Regions from separate parts of the Mus musculus genome. Here regions 2 and 3 are each linked to region 1. The links are chromatin loops, found by intact Hi-C in ENCODE. Cell type or tissue: heart. All regions are shown on one strand.

Region 1 (4,000 bases):
GTGGTAAGGTTATATAGCATACTAATGATAGTCATTTATTTTTCTGGTATCAAATTTATAACTAGTTATATTCTGGATATTACATGTTTTTAATAAGATGAAGCTACTTGTTCACGTTTACATTATTTAATGTTTCAAAAATTACCCTCCAAAAATACTGTACCAATTTAAATTCTCACTAAGAGTACAAGGAGCTTTCTGTCTTTCAAACAAAAGCTTTTTCGTGTTTACTAACCTGATATGTCAAAACGATTAAGCACTAACTATACAACTTCTGGTGGTAATAGAGATTTGGAATTTTAAATCACCTAATACATTTAAAGATAGAATATTCCAAAGAATGAGTTGAGTGTGTGATGTTTGTCAGGTACAGACAGGCCTTGGATGATCCACAGCCCCTGTGTTGCCTCAGTATTTATAGTATTGAACTTGTACTAGTTCGTCACACCTCCTGAAAGCCACAGCTATGAGATGGAGACAGGTCCATTTTTTCTTAGTATCTTATTCTTGCATACTATAAATTCATTTACCTAAAAACAAAAATGTGTTTGAGGGTTTGGTGTCAACTGTATTTATTTTCTGAACTTCATTCTGAATTCTCTGTTCTTTTTGGATGTTCTTATAATCGAAGAGTGATTTCTTTTTGTGGAAATACTACTTACTCTACAGTCTGGGCTTTGTTCTACAATACTTTCCTATCTGGTTCTAGGTTTGTTTCTCTTTACATTTATTTCTAACTCACGTTTTCTTTCATGAAAGTGTACCTGGTGAGGATTAGTTGTTCTTAACAGGAGAATATGCTAGAGCCTCAGGAGATGGCACCCACCTCTGAGTACACAGTAAAGTCTTAGCCATCCAGCACGTGACTGCTGTTGCTAACTATGCTTCAGAAAGATCAGAAGAGCAATGACGGACTAACAAGAATAAATTTAGCCTCCACTGAAGTATAAAATGGGGGACAATGTATTAGCTTAGAAAGTGGCGTAGCTGTCTAGTCTGAAATGTCTGTGTCTGCAGTGTAAGGCAAGGACTCGGGATGCCTAAGAAGATGAATTATTTATGAGGAGATTACTTAGCAAAGAGAAGTAAATTATCCTGAGTACTATTTCATCCAGGTCCTGGGAAGACATGATGGGCTATCCTCACTGCATAGCAACGATTACCTCTGCTGAGGACTGAATCACCAGGGCCCAGCTCCCCAGATCTTCGTCCTCTGGATAGTGGTGTGCACTTAGTGCAAAGCTACTTCTCTAAGAAGGCTGTCCATGCTTAGCTGCCTTTTCAATTGCCGCTTTCCGCGGATTAAGCTGGAGAACTGTCACCGGGAAGAAAATGCCTCATAGCAATGGCATGCTAGACACTCTGGGTATCCTACAATGCATGCTGATCTAGCTAGTGTAACGCTGAACCCTTACCCAAGGAGTTAGAACGCTGCATAGATCCTTGATGCATCCTTATCTTTAGAAGCTATGATATAGCTTGTTTTAAGATGTTGTCCCACATCAACTTGGCACCAAGTGTTTAGCCTTAAGACTGTTGTGTCTGGCAGATAATCCCCCCAGTGTTCAAAAGCAGAGTAAATAATCCTGTGCCACATATGTAGCAGATGTGTAGCTGGGTCTTCATGCAGGTCCCCACAACTGCAGCCAGGGCTACCCCTGACTCTGTTGCCTGCTGTGGATTCCGTTGCCCTAACTGGGCCACCTTGTCTAGCCCCAGTGGGAGAGGATGTGTCTAGTCCTGCAGTGTGCAGTGACTTGGTGTGCCAGTGTGGGTTGGTACGGGCGGGGGGGGGGGGGGGGGGCGGGGGGGCGGTGATAAAGGGAATGGCTTGTGAGGGGAGACTTGGAGGAGTGGTAGGGCTGCACTCAAGATATAAAGTGAATAAATTAATCAATTAATGAAAAAATAACAACAACCATGTGCAGCATGGGCATTTCTGTTAATTGAAGGATTAGGAAAGTCATTTTCCAGTTGGACCACCAGGTGGCAGTATTGCACAAAGGCAGAAGTCCTGTGGTCCTGTGCTGAGATGTTTCTATGGTTGAGCCAAATTTTTCTCTTACATTTTCCATCACTTAACTGAGAAGCATCTATTGATTCTACAGCCACAAAATTTTAAACTTCCATGCTCCAATCCTAACTTTTGATAATTTTAATTTGCATATTTGCAAATTAATTTACCCTTTTTAGTTTATACTTTTTTTTAATGTTGGGCTGAAGAAATGGCTTAGTAGGCAAGAGCTCTTTCTTGCAAGGGTAAAGATATGTGTTTGTATACCAGCACAGGGGGTGAGGGGCATGACAGAAAGAAGCCAAGTGTAATCACATGTGTGCTGTGGAGCTCACACAAGTTACTGGGTCCTCCTGGACCAGCTCCAGGTTCAGTGAGAGATCCTGTCACGGGAATAAGGCGAGCATGCTAGAGCAGGACAGATGTCCCCCAGCCTCCATGCTTGTACACTGCACACACTGTGGAAGCACACAGGAAATGCACGGTGAGAGTAACTGAAGAGGGAGAAACCACAGCTCCTCCACATCTTTTTAAGGCAGTTCAGCTTGTGGTCAGCGTCCCCCACCTAAGCTCTATGGCAGCAAGTAGACTTTATGAGGCAGCGTGGACTACGGAATGTTGAGTTCTTGAGTCTTGTTGGACTGCGTGTCCCACTTTCCCTCACACAGAATATTGGGTCTACCTCTAACTCAGGTTCATAAATGTGTATTATAACTTCATCACTAGGGCTGTATACCTTCTAGGCTCAGTAGATCAGAAATATACAAATGTTTGAAACCTGGATGGCATGGGAGGGGTGATGTTGCCTCCAAAATATAAGAAAAACGCCAAATAAAATGTAATGACTTTTTAATATATATAAAAATTAACATTGTGATTCACATGACTATAATTGGTTATTAGGTTTCGTATTGATAAGCAAGCCTTCATTTGGAAGCAGGTTGTGGCACAGACTTTTTTCACTTTGTAAGACTGTCTGCTCTGCTTTTCTTTGATGATCTCCCAGAAATACATACAGCCTTCAGGGTCATTTTGTCTATAAGAGTAGAAGTCTCTCTTATGTATGCAGACCAGCTTCCTTTAGTGTGAAATGAATTCAGTTTGAATCAAATAAAATCCTAAAATAGTGAATGAATCATACCATTAAGCACTAGTTTATTTGGGATGAAGGGATGGTTGCGTCTATCAAACATTTGTTGTGTAAGCAGGAGGCCTGGGATTATTTATTTCTTGTGAGTATATTCTGTGGTTAATAATTATGTGGTTATTGTTATATATTTGTTTATAATCTATTAATTCACTCAACAACGAAACTCTCCAGTAAGCACAGGGTCTTCTCTAGTTTGTTCTCCCTTTGTCTCTAGGGCTTACCAAGCAATGTTTAATGAGACAATTAAATTGATAAGTCTCCAAATTGAGAACAAAATAATCTAAGAAAAATTTGATTTATGCATACATAACTCATCCTCTATACATTTTCCATAGTAATATTTGTTTTGAGCTCCATTCAGAAAATAGGTGTTAAGTAGTAGATATAAGTCAAAAAAAATAGAAATTAAATAAAATAGAGCCCATAGATGTTGAAAAAAGATGACCAAGGAGAATTGATCTCCTAGTCATTTGTTCTGTATTATATTTTAATTTTAACTTCAGATTCCTATCTAATTCATACCATACACTTCCTGCTGTCTTACTGCTAATCAGTCACTCCTCAGGCCATCATCTCTGTCAGAGAAGATTGAAGTTGACCTGAGTCAGCGCATGCCGCTGCTCCCTTCAAGGCAAGAGCAGTAATTTACCCATCTTTGTGTTCCAGCACATAGTGCTGTATATGGGCCATGGCAAACACGGCATGCAGTTGGGGTGGGGGGCAGTAAGAAGTTTAGCTTTATTCTTACAGAATACAATGTACCTTTTTAGAAAGCTTTTATTTCAAAATACTTTTAAGTAATCTTAAAAGAGTCTACCCAGTGGATGATGCGAGGA
Region 2 (4,000 bases), 160 kb after region 1:
AAGAAAGCCAGGCAAAATTTTTACCCCTGCTGACGTTCCACACTCAATGCAGACCCAGACTCTGCCCTCTGGGAGCTGGAATGATGGGGCAAAGACTATACTGTGCCTAAGCATGGTCATGTCAGGGCAGGAGTGTGCTACCTCTCTGCTCTGTGTTACAGTGTCTCCCCCACCAGGCAGGGTGCAGGTCTGAAGTGAACATGGTCCACACAGGGGTGCCTCTGATTTGGCTGTTGTCTTGTGAAGGTCCTAAAAGCGGTAAAGAGCTTTCTTTCAGTGAAAGAAAACACTCCTTCGCTTTCCTCTTGTATTATCTTCCCTCCTGCGTATGCACCGCAGCCTCTTGAGGTCCCCAGTGTTAGCTTCCATGTAATGCGTTCTACATAATGCACTGCTTTCCTATTCTTAAGACTGACCCTGAATTATTGACATTAATGGAGGCAAGCCTTCAAGAGGAGCCGTGATTAGGTGTCTGATACTGGACTAAAGTGCTCCGCAGATGGAAAAGTGGTGAGGCTCTTTCTTAGTGGAGTATGTGCACTTGGCGCTGTATGGCCCCGGGGACACATTTTGCTCCTGCTTCAGATCCATGCTACTTTGAATCCTGGAAGTACAGCCACTGCTCTACCTCCTGGCCTGACAAGGGTGGCCTGATGGCTTGCCTACATACCTACGGGCTAGCCACTCGCCATTCACTTACTGCCTAGTTAGAAATCTAATGTTGGGTGAGCGGTGAAGAATAGGCATACAAGTGTGTCAAGGCCATTGGCCATATTTGCTTCCTACTGCTTAGAGACCATGACCAAAAGCAACTTGGGGAGGAAAGGATTTCTCTGGTTTACACTTTCCCAGAGCAGTCTCTCGCTGCGGGAAGCCGAGGCAGGAACTCAAGCAAAGGTCGCAGGGCTTTACTGGCTCCCTATGGGTTGCTCAGCACCCACTGTTTTTTTTTAAAAAAAAACACAACCTGAGACCACCTGCCCAGGGGCTGGACCTTTCCACATCAATCATTAACCAAGAAAACAACCCCCAGAGACTTAGCTATTGGTGGATCTGACGAAGACATTGTTCTCAGTTGGGGTTCCTTCTTACTTCCTTTTGGTCAAAAGATGACAAAAGCAAACCAAACCACTGCCACCACCACCACCACCACCACCACCACCAACAACAACAACAACAACAACAACAAGCTAGCAAGCACACTCACAAAATCCAAGTTAAATGCTCCAGAAAGAATTGATGAAGTTGTCTCTTTAACTCTTGCTGTTTTGAGCGAGCCAGGATTGTGGAGGAAGGGGAAAGGGAGGCTGGAGGGTTGGGCATCCCACCCTCTGCAAGCACACACCCCGCTGGCAGGGAACCATAACTGACACTGAAATGATGTGCTATGGACATGCTTGCTTGCTAGGAAAACCCCATGGAGTTCTAGTTAAAGGACCCTCCATAAATATAAAAGGACCCATTTATACTCACTGGTTTTTATTGCCCTTCTCCCACTACACCTTGCCTGTCTGTTTGCATTGTGTCTGGTCTGGGATAAGAAATGGGTGTTTGTCAATTCCCCCAAATCAGCTGATCCCAGAATGAGTTGACTTTCTTAGGAAGTATATGCCCAGGAGACTGTGCTCAAATCCCCCAAATTTCAGTGAAAGCAATATTTCTAGTAATGGAAAAAGCACCCTGGGCCTGATCCAGGACAACCAGTACCTAAGAACTTCCACTACTGCCTGGAATCTTCCCCACACCCACTGTGGTCCTGAGGCTGTGCTGTGTGGTAGCAGGAAAGTTGAAAATTTTGATTATGAATAGGTAGTGTATGGCCAGGAGCAAGGTGACATCAGGCAGGCAGGGATAGCAGAGAACACAGGCAGCTGTAAAGTCTCCTCTGCAATTAGGAACTGAGACCAGGTCCTTGCTCTTTCTTACACCATAATCTGCAGTGATGGCTGCATCTGACCACCAGAGGGCAACAGTGTTTCTAGAATGAGGACTCTGAAGCACTAAAAAGAGAATCGAGGGAATCTTAGAGCTGGAGTCATTTGGGTGCCTGGCTTTCATGCTTTGTTTGTTTTGTTTTGTTTTGTTTTAAGACGAAATATACAGCAAGAACTGCGTCCCTCATCACGACCGAGTTTATGCACATGTTTCTGAAACACGACTCTCTGCTTTTATCATGTGAATACATAGTCTATAGCCCACATTATTTCATTACATAGAACTAAGAATATAGCTCAGTGGTAGGACAGGTGCCTGGGGTATAGACACAATACACACACACACACACACACACACACACACACACACACACACACACACACACACACCAAAACAAAACAAAACAAAAAAAGGAAACAGCAGCACCTGCTTCAGATTCCAGGAAGCCAGTCCTGGTTTCTCCATTCTCACAGAGCCTTGCAGGCCCTTGCCAGATGTCTATCACTTCAACACTGGCCTGCTTGATCGTCTTTAAGGGTGGAGTTTTAGTAACCTTTGAAGGAAAACAATTTCACTGGATTTGTGGAAGAACTTGATTCCTGGCACACTGGCCTCTTTTCCTTGGCTCCTGCAGTCACATAAGTGTTAAATTATCAGCGAGGTTAAGGGGAAATGTAACATTGTTTCTCATAGCCTTGAGTTCCAAGTTTATCTGTGTTCACGCGCATACACCACCATTTGGGATGAGCTAGGGTCACCTTGAAGTGACCACTACAGATGCTGAACAGCACCCAAGCTCCTGCTGACACGAAAGGAGTGAGCTCTCCTTCAGATGTTGAGAGCTAGCTGCTTTTGTAAGGATGCCAAGGGGTAGCTGAAAAAGCCCAGAAATGCTAGGTATTTTAGGAGTTTAAAAAAAAATGACATTTATTATGTGTGTGCATGCATGCTGTAGCAGGCACGTGGAAGTCAAAGGACAACTTGGGGGAGTCAGGTCTCTTCATCCACCTCCTGGTCAGAGGATCAAACTCACAAGCTTGCCAGCAGGCACCTTTACCCAACGACTGTCTCACTAGTTCTATTTTATGATTTTTTTAAAAATCATATTGGATTGAAAGAAAATAATCCCTGGTATTTGAAAATTGGTGAACTTTGTCCGTCTGGGTTTGTTTGTTTGTTTGTCTGTTTGTTTTAATAGAGAATTCTCCCCCCCCCCACCCCCCAATAACGAGGGAGGTTGTCATCAGGGCTCCTCTTTCCTCAAAGAAGAGGACAAGATCTTAAGTTGTGACTTCATTTCTCCGGTGAACTAGTAAAGGCTGGATGGAGCCTGGAGTAGAGACTGTCCCTGAGACAGTAAAGATTGTTTTGCTGTTGCTGTTTATTTAACACTCACAGTAGTTTGCCTTTTTCTAGAAATAAGGAAATAAGGCTGAGAGTTACGAAGGTGATTCACATCATCTGATGCTACACGGAGGATGGTCTTTATCATCACACCAATTTAAATCTTATGCTCCACTCTACAGAAGATGCAAGGCTGCGGATCTGTGGCTTTGTGGAACACCCCGGGAGCCTCATTGCCTCGGGATTCCGCAGTTGTGTAACTTTAAAAATCTGTTTAATGAAGAGAGCAACACATCTACAGCCACTGTCCGGAAATCAGCAAGCGATCTAGGAGCTGAAAAGTTTCGATCGCCCTTTCAGTTATGCAGAAGACGGCGGCCCTGTCACTCCCTAGTTAGATTAAGAAGATACCAGAACTGAATGGTCCCTGGTCAGACCCCTGAGTAACCTTTACCACTTTATCCCGAAGCCTTGCACTGGTGGCCTGCCATGAACAACGAAACTCTAGAAACGTGTCTGCGATGTAGAGAGCTGGCTTAGCTTTTGTACACACACACCTCCCCTACTTTGGTAGGAGCCATAGAGTCTAAGCCATGAGTAGACTGGGTACACAGTGCGCATGCCAACACCCACACTGGGTACCCCGACCAGGGGCTGTTATTCATGGGACCTTTTTTCTTAGGTTCTCAAACACGCTAAGTATTTCTGGCCTCAGAAATAC
Region 3 (4,000 bases), 78 kb after region 1:
TCCTTTCCCCCAATAAACTTCCTCTTATACTAAGCTGTTTCCTCAGCGGGAACACCTCACCTCGGCCGGCTGAGTTGCTCCTTCCTGCCTGATCACTGCCACCTGTTTATAAAAAACAACATAAAGGCAGGCTTATTAAAAGGCAGCAGTCTGGCGAGTTGGCCAATCTATCAGGTGGAGGTCAGTAAAGTCATTCGCCCAGGATAAAGCAAGGAGGTTTTATAGTTTTGGGCCGTGTGGTGATGAAACATGGGATTATGCCCATATAAGGTTAAAAAAAAGAAAAAAGAAAAAAAAAAAAAAAAAAAAAAGCTGAGCGCCCAGGCAGGCACTCCCAGGTGGGTAGCGGGAATCAGGAAGATGATGACCTGTTAGGCTGTAGTTTCCTTTGAGGGGTCAGGGAGCTTTTTCTGTGTGGTAGGATGGGGAAGGAGGGCACATAGGGTTTTGTAGCTGGGGGGTGTGTGGGGGGGGGGTGTGTCGGGGGGTGATGAGCACGGGTTCCAGCCTAACAACACTAAAGTAAGGAGATCATTTTCTGCGGAGAGGGAATATGGTCTGGCTTGAGAAGATCCTTTTAGTCAGTGTGTGAGTTTACTGAAAAAAAAAAAAAAAAACCGGGAAAGACAAAAGCCGTGAAATCAACCCGGTTCTCATCACAGTAACCCCAGGAAGAAATAGCCCTGTGGAGAGGTGGAAGGAAATGGGAGGTTCGCATATGCTGAGAGGCTTAGATTACAGGAGCCAGCAAGTGACTGCCATCTTTGGCTAGGTCAACTGGATGGACGGAGATTCTTTTGCTAAGATGGAGACTGTATGAGGAGGTTTGGGGAAGACTAGAAGCTCTGTTTTAGATATGTCAACGTTTTTGAGGCCTTTAAGAAGCCCAGACAGAAGCGCCACGGGTGCAGTTTTGAAGATGCATAGCTAGTATTACTGATGAACAATAAAGAAGGTTTTGAAAAATTTTATTTGTAATCCAACATATATCTACTCTCATTTCCCCAGAGTCTCTTTGAAGTATTTGTTTTTAAGATTTACTTATTATGTATACAGCTTTCTGCCTGCATGTATACCTTGCAGGCCAGAAGAGGGCACCAGATCTCATTACAGATGGTTGTGAGCCACCATGCGTTTGCTGGGAATTGAACTCAGGACCTCAGGAAGAGCAGACCTCTTAACCTCTGAGCCGTATCTCCAGCCCCTCCCCCAGATTCTCTGATGCTGTAGTAATGAATACATTTTTGTGTACTCCTTCCATTTAAATTGTTATAAACGTTTTCCCATTGTCATGCAGGTAAAACAACTATGTTTAAAATCTGCAGCTTTTGTTTTGTTTTGTTGAAACAGGTTCTCACTGTCTAGTCCTGTCTGGCCCAGAATTCTTTGCTGACCAGGCTATCTTGGAACTCATTAGAGATCCGCCTAGTTCTGCCTCTGAAGTGTTCTTATTAGACATGTGTGACGCCATACCCGGCACGTTTTTGTTTTTTTTATACAGAGATGGTTTTTTAATTTTTATTTTTTTCCTTTAAAGACAAAGGGACCAGAGTACCTGCCTCCGTAGTAATGACACCTCCCTGTGACAATCCTCTGCATAAACTACGCTTTCTCCTCCTGACCAGGAGAGGGCGCGCGCCACGTCGAGCTCAGACAGAGGTGCCTCTCCCTTGTCTTCCTCTGGCCGTCCTCCTGACCTTCCTCCCGGAAGTGCTCCTGCGGCTCCGGTTGCCGGCGTGACTTTGAGCTCTTCCCGCTCTGCTGCCGGCGCTGAGCACAACCGATCACCTCAGAGCAGGAGCCTTGGAAGTGGCTGTTCCAGGCTTGCCATGCGGCTGCTGCGGGTCGCCGCAGCCCTGGGGCGTGGACCGTTCCCTCGGGTCCCTGCAGTCCTGGGCTGGCAGGGGAAGCAGGTACTGGTGCCAGAGAACCTTCCAGAGCAGGGCAGGTTGGCGACACCTTTCCTTACCTGGGGTCTTGAGCAGCGATTTCCCGAGCCCCGTAAGCCCTTGGGTATCCGCATGCCAGCTCGGCCTTGCGACCCGCAGCTCTGCGCCGGGGTCCCTCCCTTCCTGATGATCTACCTTAAAGAGAAGTGCCCCGAGTGAAGGTCAGATGAAAGTTAGTGTCCCCGGGGCTCGAATCCCGGATTTCGGACTCGTTATCCAGTGGTCCTCTTACTACTGGGTGTGGTTGGATGCTCTCTGAACGTGTGGGTTCTATTCAACATCCCGGTACTCTTCTCTGGCCAAGTTTCCCAGTCAGGTGTATAGATTAAACTTTGTAAGTCTTTGGAGTGAGGTACTCAGAGCAGGGAAGCCGTTGGTAGATGTGACCTCTTACCTGTCATGGATACCTCGTTTGCTTTGCTACCAAGTGTTCCTGTGGTTTAACCATCCAAGCGCTTGTCAGCTGTCTTCTTTGACATGTGCCCAGTTTCCCTCTACCCAGAAGTGTTTGCCAAGCGTTTGGGTGTGCAGTTTTGTTTTGATTCAACAAATACATCCCCCTCCACCCCCCACTGTAAAGCTGACAGGAACACCACCACCCCAAAAGGCACTTCCTTGTTTTCGTTCAGATGAAATTGGAAACCTTTTTGGAGTTGTCTTGTGGCTGTTAGTTGGGTAGACCCATATGCCCCTTGCTAGCTGTGAATTACAGGACGGGAGAAGACAGAGAACCTAAGGTACAATTCAATCTAAAACTTGTATCTCTTGTTAAAGTGGCCATTGAGAGGTATAGCTCTGACTATTATGGTAGTGTGTATTTAAAAGTTAGCAGTGTGGATCAGCCAGCCATAAGGGTAGTTGTCAAGTGTGACAGCCTGAGTGTCAGTCTTGGGACCCACACAGTGGAGGGGTGAAAACGTAGCCCATGACTGCTCTTCCAGAGGAAGAGTTGAATGCCCAAAACTCACATCTTTGTTCGGAACCATCCATAACTCCAGCTCTAGGCGATGTGACCTTTCCAGCACCAGGCGTGCACGTGGTGCAGAGATATATATGCAAGCAAAACACATATACACGAACCTTTAAAAGTCTCAAGTTTAAAACTAACATTTAGAAGCAGTAGTTGTGCTTCTTTTATGAGTATTATTCAGAATTAAATCCAGGGCTCCTTAGATAATACGGAGGTTGAGAACCTTGCTTTGAGGATGAGAAAACAAGTCCGTAGTTCAGGTTTTAACTGTGATCTCGTATAATAGGTGTGCTAAACTGAGCTTTTAAAACTGTTTCTCAGGCTGATTGGAAGACCCGCCGATGGTGTTCGTCAGGGCCAGTTCCCAATGAAAAAATACGGAACATTGGGATCTCAGCTCACATTGATTCTGGGAAGACGACGCTAACAGAACGGGTGCTATACTACACTGGCAGGATTGCCACGATGCACGAGGTGTGTGCTTAGCGGTTGATTCCAGAGCGATTCAGAAATCGATTTTAATTCTACTGTTGTTATAGTTTCATAAGTTTCAGAAAACCTTGTTTTAGGATGAAAACTGGTCGGGTGCAGGGCAGTGGTTCTCTACTTTCCTAATGCTGCGAGCATTTAGCATAGCCTCATGTTGTGGTGACCACCAACCATAAAATTATATTTGTTGCTACTTCATAACTGAATGGTAATATACATATCTGTGTTTTCCAATGTTCTTGGGCAACCCTTATGAAAGGGTCGTTCCACCTCAGAGGGGTTGCAACCCACAGGATGGGAACCACTGCCACAGAGGCTCCTTAGCCAAAGTCAGATGGACAAAGAGGAGAGGTCAAGCTGGCTTGAGATGTGACTGTGTATTCACAACCCCTCTAGAAGTGAGTGATGGCTGTGAACATCCTGGGTTGATGCTGAGATGGCATGACAGACCCTTATACAGCTGTCACAACAGTCTTACGCATGTCAATGAAGGATCCATGTTTATAATGTTAAATGGAAAGTGAATCTCAAAAGGTGCTGTCCATGTCAAAACAAAACACACAGCTTTCATCTTAAAGGAAATCAGAGTTTT

Evidence for each region. A loop is a pair of places that touch in the nucleus more often than their neighbours do. Peaks named below come from ENCODE experiments on the same cell type or tissue, not always from the same donor. Only the 100,000 strongest peaks of a DNase experiment are listed, where the experiment ranks them.
Region 2: it touches region 1 in a loop (3-fold over the local background); 2 of 42 quality-filtered maps call a loop at or near these places.
Region 3: a loop joins it to region 1, with 7 times the contacts of the local background. A loop is called at or near these places in 18 of 42 quality-filtered maps.

The regions. Positions count from the first base shown.
Region 1 is chr3:67,350,581-67,354,580 of GRCm38, forward strand. All of the region lies in intron 8 of Rsrc1 (arginine/serine-rich coiled-coil 1), which reads left to right. Among named protein-coding and RNA genes, the nearest start is that of Mlf1, 22 kb to the right of the region's middle. In heart, a CTCF peak has its summit at 1,992 (motif pointing right); no DNase peak of the experiment used is centred here.
Region 2 is chr3:67,511,051-67,515,050 of GRCm38, forward strand. All of the region lies in intron 1 of Rarres1 (retinoic acid receptor responder (tazarotene induced) 1), which reads right to left. Among named protein-coding and RNA genes, the nearest start is that of Gm40067, 2.2 kb to the right of the region's middle. In heart, a CTCF peak has its summit at 1,959 (motif pointing right); a DNase peak (open chromatin) is centred at 1,961; H3K4me3 peaks cover 372 bases; H3K27ac peaks cover 9 bases; H3K27me3 peaks cover 459 bases.
Region 3 is chr3:67,428,410-67,432,409 of GRCm38, forward strand. Gfm1 (G elongation factor, mitochondrial 1) reads left to right here and starts at 1,706. Exons shown (of 18, transcript NM_138591.2): 1 at 1,706-1,913; 2 at 3,241-3,393. The coding sequence starts at 1,830. In heart, CTCF peaks have their summits at 1,047 (motif pointing right) and 1,626 (motif pointing right); a DNase peak (open chromatin) is centred at 1,672; H3K4me3 peaks cover 1,510 bases; H3K27ac peaks cover 736 bases.